Regions from separate parts of the Homo sapiens genome. Here region 2 is linked to region 1. A link is an interaction called in ENCODE POLR2A ChIA-PET data of the cell type or tissue named here. Cell type or tissue: IMR-90. All regions are shown on one strand. Links, peaks and the distances in the headings refer to the core of each region. The heading gives the core; the rest is flanking DNA.

The links. Peaks named below come from ENCODE experiments on the same cell type or tissue, not always from the same donor. Only the 100,000 strongest peaks of a DNase experiment are listed, where the experiment ranks them.
Region 2: POLR2A ChIA-PET joins it to region 1 with 6 read pairs; 3 of 35 experiments call an interaction of 5 or more read pairs at or near these places.

The regions. Positions count from the first base shown.
Region 1 is chr5:131,257,514-131,260,442 of GRCh38, reverse strand. It overlaps a transcript of CDC42SE2 not described here. Among named protein-coding and RNA genes, the nearest start is that of CDC42SE2, 5.1 kb to the left of the region's middle. In IMR-90, for the core only: no CTCF peak of the experiment used is centred there; no DNase peak of the experiment used is centred there; H3K27ac peaks cover 614 bases.
Region 2 is chr5:131,461,319-131,464,247 of GRCh38, reverse strand. RAPGEF6 (Rap guanine nucleotide exchange factor 6) reads left to right here. Exons shown (of 28, transcript NM_016340.6): 18 at 1-207; 19 at 2,160-2,543. Among named protein-coding and RNA genes, the nearest start is that of RAPGEF6, 170 kb to the left of the region's middle. In IMR-90, for the core only: no CTCF peak of the experiment used is centred there; no DNase peak of the experiment used is centred there.

The DNA of each region.
Region 1 (2,929 bases), core at 237-2,736:
CCATGTCGGCCAGGCTGGTCTTGAACTCCTGACCTCAGGTGATCCGCCCGCCCCAGCCTCCCAAAGCGCTGGGATTACAGGCGGGAGCCACCGTGCCCAGCCACTATTAATGTTTTTTAAATCCTCTTTTCCAAAATTTTATAGCAGTTCTTTCTAACATTTAGGAGACATGGTGTACGGAGTCAGAGTCTGGAGTTCAAATCCAAATTCTGCTGCATAATTAGTTAGGTGACTCTAAACAAAGTTTTTTCTAAACCTATCTTTTCTTCTAGTTTAATAAGACCAATAATATTACCTACCTGTGAGGTCTGTTGTGAGAAATATATAAGAGAACTCAAGTAAAATCGTTAGCCTTAGCCTTGGAACAGGCTGTGCTGGTAAAAGCTAGTTATTATCATTACACAAGCATATAATTAAGCTCATTGTTCTACATTTGTAATACTGAGAAAATGGCTCATAAAAGGCCCCAAATGGGATGGTATGAGTTCTACATCAATATAGTATAATGTTTAAATAAATGAACATTTTTAAAGGGGCACTAACATTTCTTCTGCCACCACAACGTGCCAGACACAATTCCAGGCAACAAAGGAAGCTAAGAGAAATAAGGCTCAAACTTAACACAGCTTTACAGTTGAATGACAAGAGACACATTTAATAGATAACTACATTCAAAGTAGTATGACCATATTTCCTGATTTATCAGGAATCTCTTGTCCTGGCTTAAGAGTTATTTGTGTCTTCTTTCATTCTCAGTTGTGTCTAGGTCTGCTGATAAATTAGATGATCATTCCTAACTAGATGTATGTACTAACTGCTTGGGATACAAGAGAAGAAACCACCAGTTCTGTGTAAAGCTATAGAGACTTAAATTGCTTCTTTATAGGAACATCTGAATGAGTCAAGTGAATCAAAAGAAAGAGGAAAGGCAGAGGGAAGATTTAATTGTTATTTTTCTGAGTCAGAACTACAAAGCTTTCTATACTTGTGCTGTGAACATTAACTAATAGCAAACTTAGTAAATCCACTTGACCAATGTTATATAAATTACTTTTGGAATTTAGTATTTTTTTCCTAAAGATATAACAGGCATACTCCAAGAAACAAATTATTCAACATGTATTTGTTTATGTATACAACATACAGTATATCTATTGAGTGTATATTATGTATACATGGTCTGTTTTTAGTGTGATAGAAGATACCAAAAAAATTATAAGGTACAGGCAAGCATCATAAAATCTAATGGCAAACCCCAGATATCTTAGCTAATTAGTCAATAAGGTAATGAGACATATGGCACATGAATTGTGATTTGGGAAGATTGAGAAAAATCAGGAATTGTGGAATTTATTGAGAAAGGAGAAAATAACCAACTGTCAGAATAATCATGGACAGTGGCCCTTTCTGTGACTGAAGCAGCCAAAGATAGGAAGGCAAGCTAAGTCAAACTTTGCTTTACACTCTTACCTGTGGCTGACCCTTGCTGCTCATCAAACCACAAATATTCATTGAATGCCTGCTGTTTGCCAGGTAGCATACCGAGTGCTGTGGAAAAATTCAGTATAAAGCATGGTCTTTGTCTTTAATGAAATGTCACACATCAACATTTGAATAAATAGACACAGTAGCTTTATGAATGTGGTTGAGGGGATCACTGAGGTCTGAATTAGTTAGAAAAGTTTTTTCAAAGGGAAAGGAATTCGAGGTGGGTCTCTGTGAAGAAGGTAGTCAGATCAGTGTTTCCCAAACTATGTATTGCACACCTCTCGTGGTGTGGGAGATGATTTTAGGTGATACACTTCACTGGGGATGGGAAGTGGAAGGATGGAGAGAGGTAAATTAGGGTACATGCAGCTTGGCTAGCTTCAATACATAGCCTGTGATCCAATTGCATTGCAGCCCCTCACCTCAAAAAAAAAAGTTAGGAATTGTAACAAAATGCCTCTGGGGACAACAAGATAAGAGGAAGGGAGCCTTTGGGGTCACTCTGCTATGTCAAGTTACAGACTAAGTAACCAAGAACTCCTTTTTCTTTTTTTTAAACAGCTAACATCTATATATGGCAAGTAATACCAATTTTACATATATGGTAGTAATACAAGTTTCCTTTATATGTTTGTTAAAGTTAAAAATATGAGTCAGCTAAAAGAGACTTAACAAGTAAACAATAATGGTGATAAAGCTTGTGGTAGATTTCACACAGAAAAAAAAACAATAAAGAGAAAGGGGATGTGGCACTAATTTAGGAAGCACAAAGCTTAGTGAGCAAAAGTTCAGAAACTGACATCTTAAAGGTGTGTTCCCAGGGAAAGCAAGAACCACAATGGATCTTGAGTTGAGTATTGGCAGGCTGGCATACAAGAGTGGGGAAAGATGAAGTCCAAAAGGCAGATAACAAGAGGGAGTGGACTCTGCTGGCAATTAAGACTCAGCACCAGGGCTGCAGAGGAGAGGATACTTCTCCCCGTATCTTGAGGAAGCCCCTTAGCACGGAAGAACGAGCAGAACTAGCACCAGTGTGTGTTAGGAAGCCATTCAGCAAGCACCAGGGGGTCTCCCATCTCTTTGGTTCACCAGGAATCCAGGAAGAGGAGAAACGGAATATCTTGTTAGATGGTCTCAAAGCACCGGGAGATTTGGTGCCCTTAAATTTAGCAGGTGGGGCCGAGCGCGGTGGCTTACCCCTGTAATCCTAAAACACTGGGAGACCAAGGCAGGTGGATTGCCTGAGCTCAGGACTTTGAAACCAGCCTGGACAACATGGTGAAAACTCATCTCTACTAAAATACAAAAAATTAGCCAGGCATGGTGGTGCGCACCTGTAGTCCTGGCTACTTGGGAAGCTGAGGCAGGAGAATCGCTTGAACCTGGGAGGCAGAGGTTGCAGTGAGCCAAGATCGTGCCACTGCACTCCAGCCTGGGTGAC
Region 2 (2,929 bases), core at 265-2,764, 200 kb before region 1:
GGATCAGCAAAGTTGCTACATTATCATCAGTAAAGACACCACAGCTAAAGAAGTAGTTTTTCATGCTGTTCATGAATTTGGTTTGACCGGTGCATCCGACACATATTCTCTCTGTGAAGTTTCTGTTACTCCTGAGGGTGTCATAAAACAGAGAAGACTTCCAGATCAGTTCTCCAAATTAGCTGATAGAATTCAACTCAATGGAAGGTGAATAAGCTTATTAGTGGATGTGCTTATTTGTAGATGTGCTTTTGAAGATTTCCTGTTAAAACAGCTATTGTAAGTAGAAACATTATCATGTTTTAGTGCTCCTAAATTCACTCCAGAAGACGCTTGATAAAATATCTTGTCACTCCTGCTAAAATAAACTCTTAGAACCACTGATATAATCTAGTTCCTGTTTTTTTATAGAGGAAGCTGAATGATACAAATCTTCATATATATCTGAATGACTGTATCTACTAATTTATAAATTTGTTTTTAATATGGCCAGTATGTACTTTGGCAAAAGAAGCCATGGTTTTCACAGTTCTTTTTCTAAGTAGTTTTCCTTTAATGAATATGCAGGAAAATTTTAAAAATTTTAAAATGTGTTCTGAAAATTATTTAATAAACTAGATTATTTCTGTAGTACATTTGTTCCTTACTCTGGTTTTTTTTTTTTTTTTTGAGATGGAGTCTCCCTCTGTCGCCCAGGCTGGAGTGCAGTGGCGCGATCTCAGCTCACTGCAACCTCCACCTCCCAGGTTCAAGCGGTTCTCCTGCCTCAGCCTTCTGAGTAGCTGGGACTACAGGCACATGCCACCATGCCTGGCGAATTTTTGTATTTTTAGTAGAGACGAGGTTTCACCGTGTTGGCCAGGCTGGTCTCAAACTCCTTACCTCAAGTGATCTGCCTGCCTCAGCCTCCCAAAGTGCTGGCATTACGAGTGTGAGCTACCACACTCAACCACTCTGAGAATAATCTTTTTGGTAACCCAGTTTCATATGTAGAACAAGATCCCTAGAAAGCTTACAGTGACTGCATGCCATGGTTGCTGTGAAATGAGAATGAGTTAACTCTGTTTTGCTGGCTGTACATAGTGGTTAAGAGCATAGACCCTGGATTCAGATTGCCCACATTCAAATCCCAGCTCTGGCTATGTGACCTTGAGCAAGTCATATGTAGCTTCTCTACCTGAATTTCCTCACCCATAAAATGAGGATAGTAATAGTAGAATATACCTCATGGGAATGTTGTAAGGATTAAATGAGTTACTAAGTATACCATACCTTATAATGTTAAACATTATTATATATAGCATAATGAGTTTCAGCACTATTATTTATGGCATTGTCTTAGGCATATGAACAGTCTAAAAGCAGAAAAAAGAGTTTCTTGACAGTAAAAAATAGATGGATAGATGGATACAAACTTAGGCTTAAATCAAGTTGGATTATTAGAAAAGAACGAAGTAAAAGCAGGTGATACATTACCTCGTTTCCTTAGTAACATCCCTGCACAAGATGTTTCCTGTCTCTTACTTTTAAGTGCTGTAGAATTGTTGATTTAAGAGAAGAAAGCAAAATATAGGTCTTAATGTGTGGTAACTGATAAGTGCCACTTGCTGGAATGAGGTTTTGTATTTAACAAGGGAGAAACCATTAGTGGAAGTGTTTCCCCTCCTCTGTAGATTTCATTCCTCTTGCTTCACTTGGAAATTTATTTAAAAAGGAAGTGAGTGGAGTAACTTCTGAATAGAGATTTTTAACCGTCTTGATTCAGGAATTTATTTTGCCTTAATTAGAATTCATGCTATTCATAAACAAATATTTACATAGTACCAATCCTCTGTCAGATAAAACAGTAAGATAAAAGCTTTACGAGGGCAAGGCCAGTACCTAAAATAGTATCTGACAGATAGTTTCATAAAATAATTAAGTTCATGACATAACAACATTATTTTTACTCTTTAATAGATGCCAGTTGGTAGAATAAGAGACAGACTTCTCAAAAATCTTTTCATTTAAAATGTTAACTTTTCATTTTATCTGTAAATTAATATTTTTGGCTAAAAGTTATTAACAGTAAAATGATATTTTACAACGACAAAAAGGAAAAGTGCTCTTATTTAATCATATTTATGAATACATTTATTTAAAAAAATTTTTCCATTTAGGTATTACTTAAAAAATAACATGGAAACAGAAACCTTATGTTCAGATGAAGATGCTCAAGAACTAGTTAAGGAAAGCCAGCTATCCATGCTGCAGCTCAGTACCATTGAGGTGGCCACCCAGCTGTCAATGAGGGACTTTGATTTGTTTCGTAATATTGAACCGACTGAGTACATCGATGACCTTTTTAAGTTAAATTCCAAAACAGGAAATACTCATTTGAAGAGGTTTGAGGACATTGTAAACCAAGAGACATTCTGGGTTGCCTCAGAAATTTTAACTGAAGCAAATCAGCTCAAACGAATGAAGATTATTAAGCATTTTATTAAAATTGCACTTCATTGTCGAGAATGTAAGAACTTCAATTCCATGTTTGCAATAATAAGGTAAGTTGGTACAAATAGGTACAAATGTCTGTATGGTTTTGTCATTACATGCAGCTGATTTTCTACTTAGGTATTCAATGCCTATGAAAAGAAATGTTCAATTAATATGCCTTTATTGAAGTGTTGTTAGATTTAATGTATTTTCCATTTTGGTGGTATTGGCTTTTTCTATTTTTGTTTCTTCCATCTTTCTTTTACTTCTTTTTTGTAAATGAAAGTGGGTGATTGCCTTCTAATTTTTCTTTCTCTCCCTTCATCTCCAACCCCCCGCCTTGAGTGATTATATCATCTTTGGATATGTGCCCAGTGGCTGGTCTTTATCATTAGACTTCTGTACTGTGCTTTTTTAAGTACCTGCCTCACTATGATTTGACTCTGAAAAATCA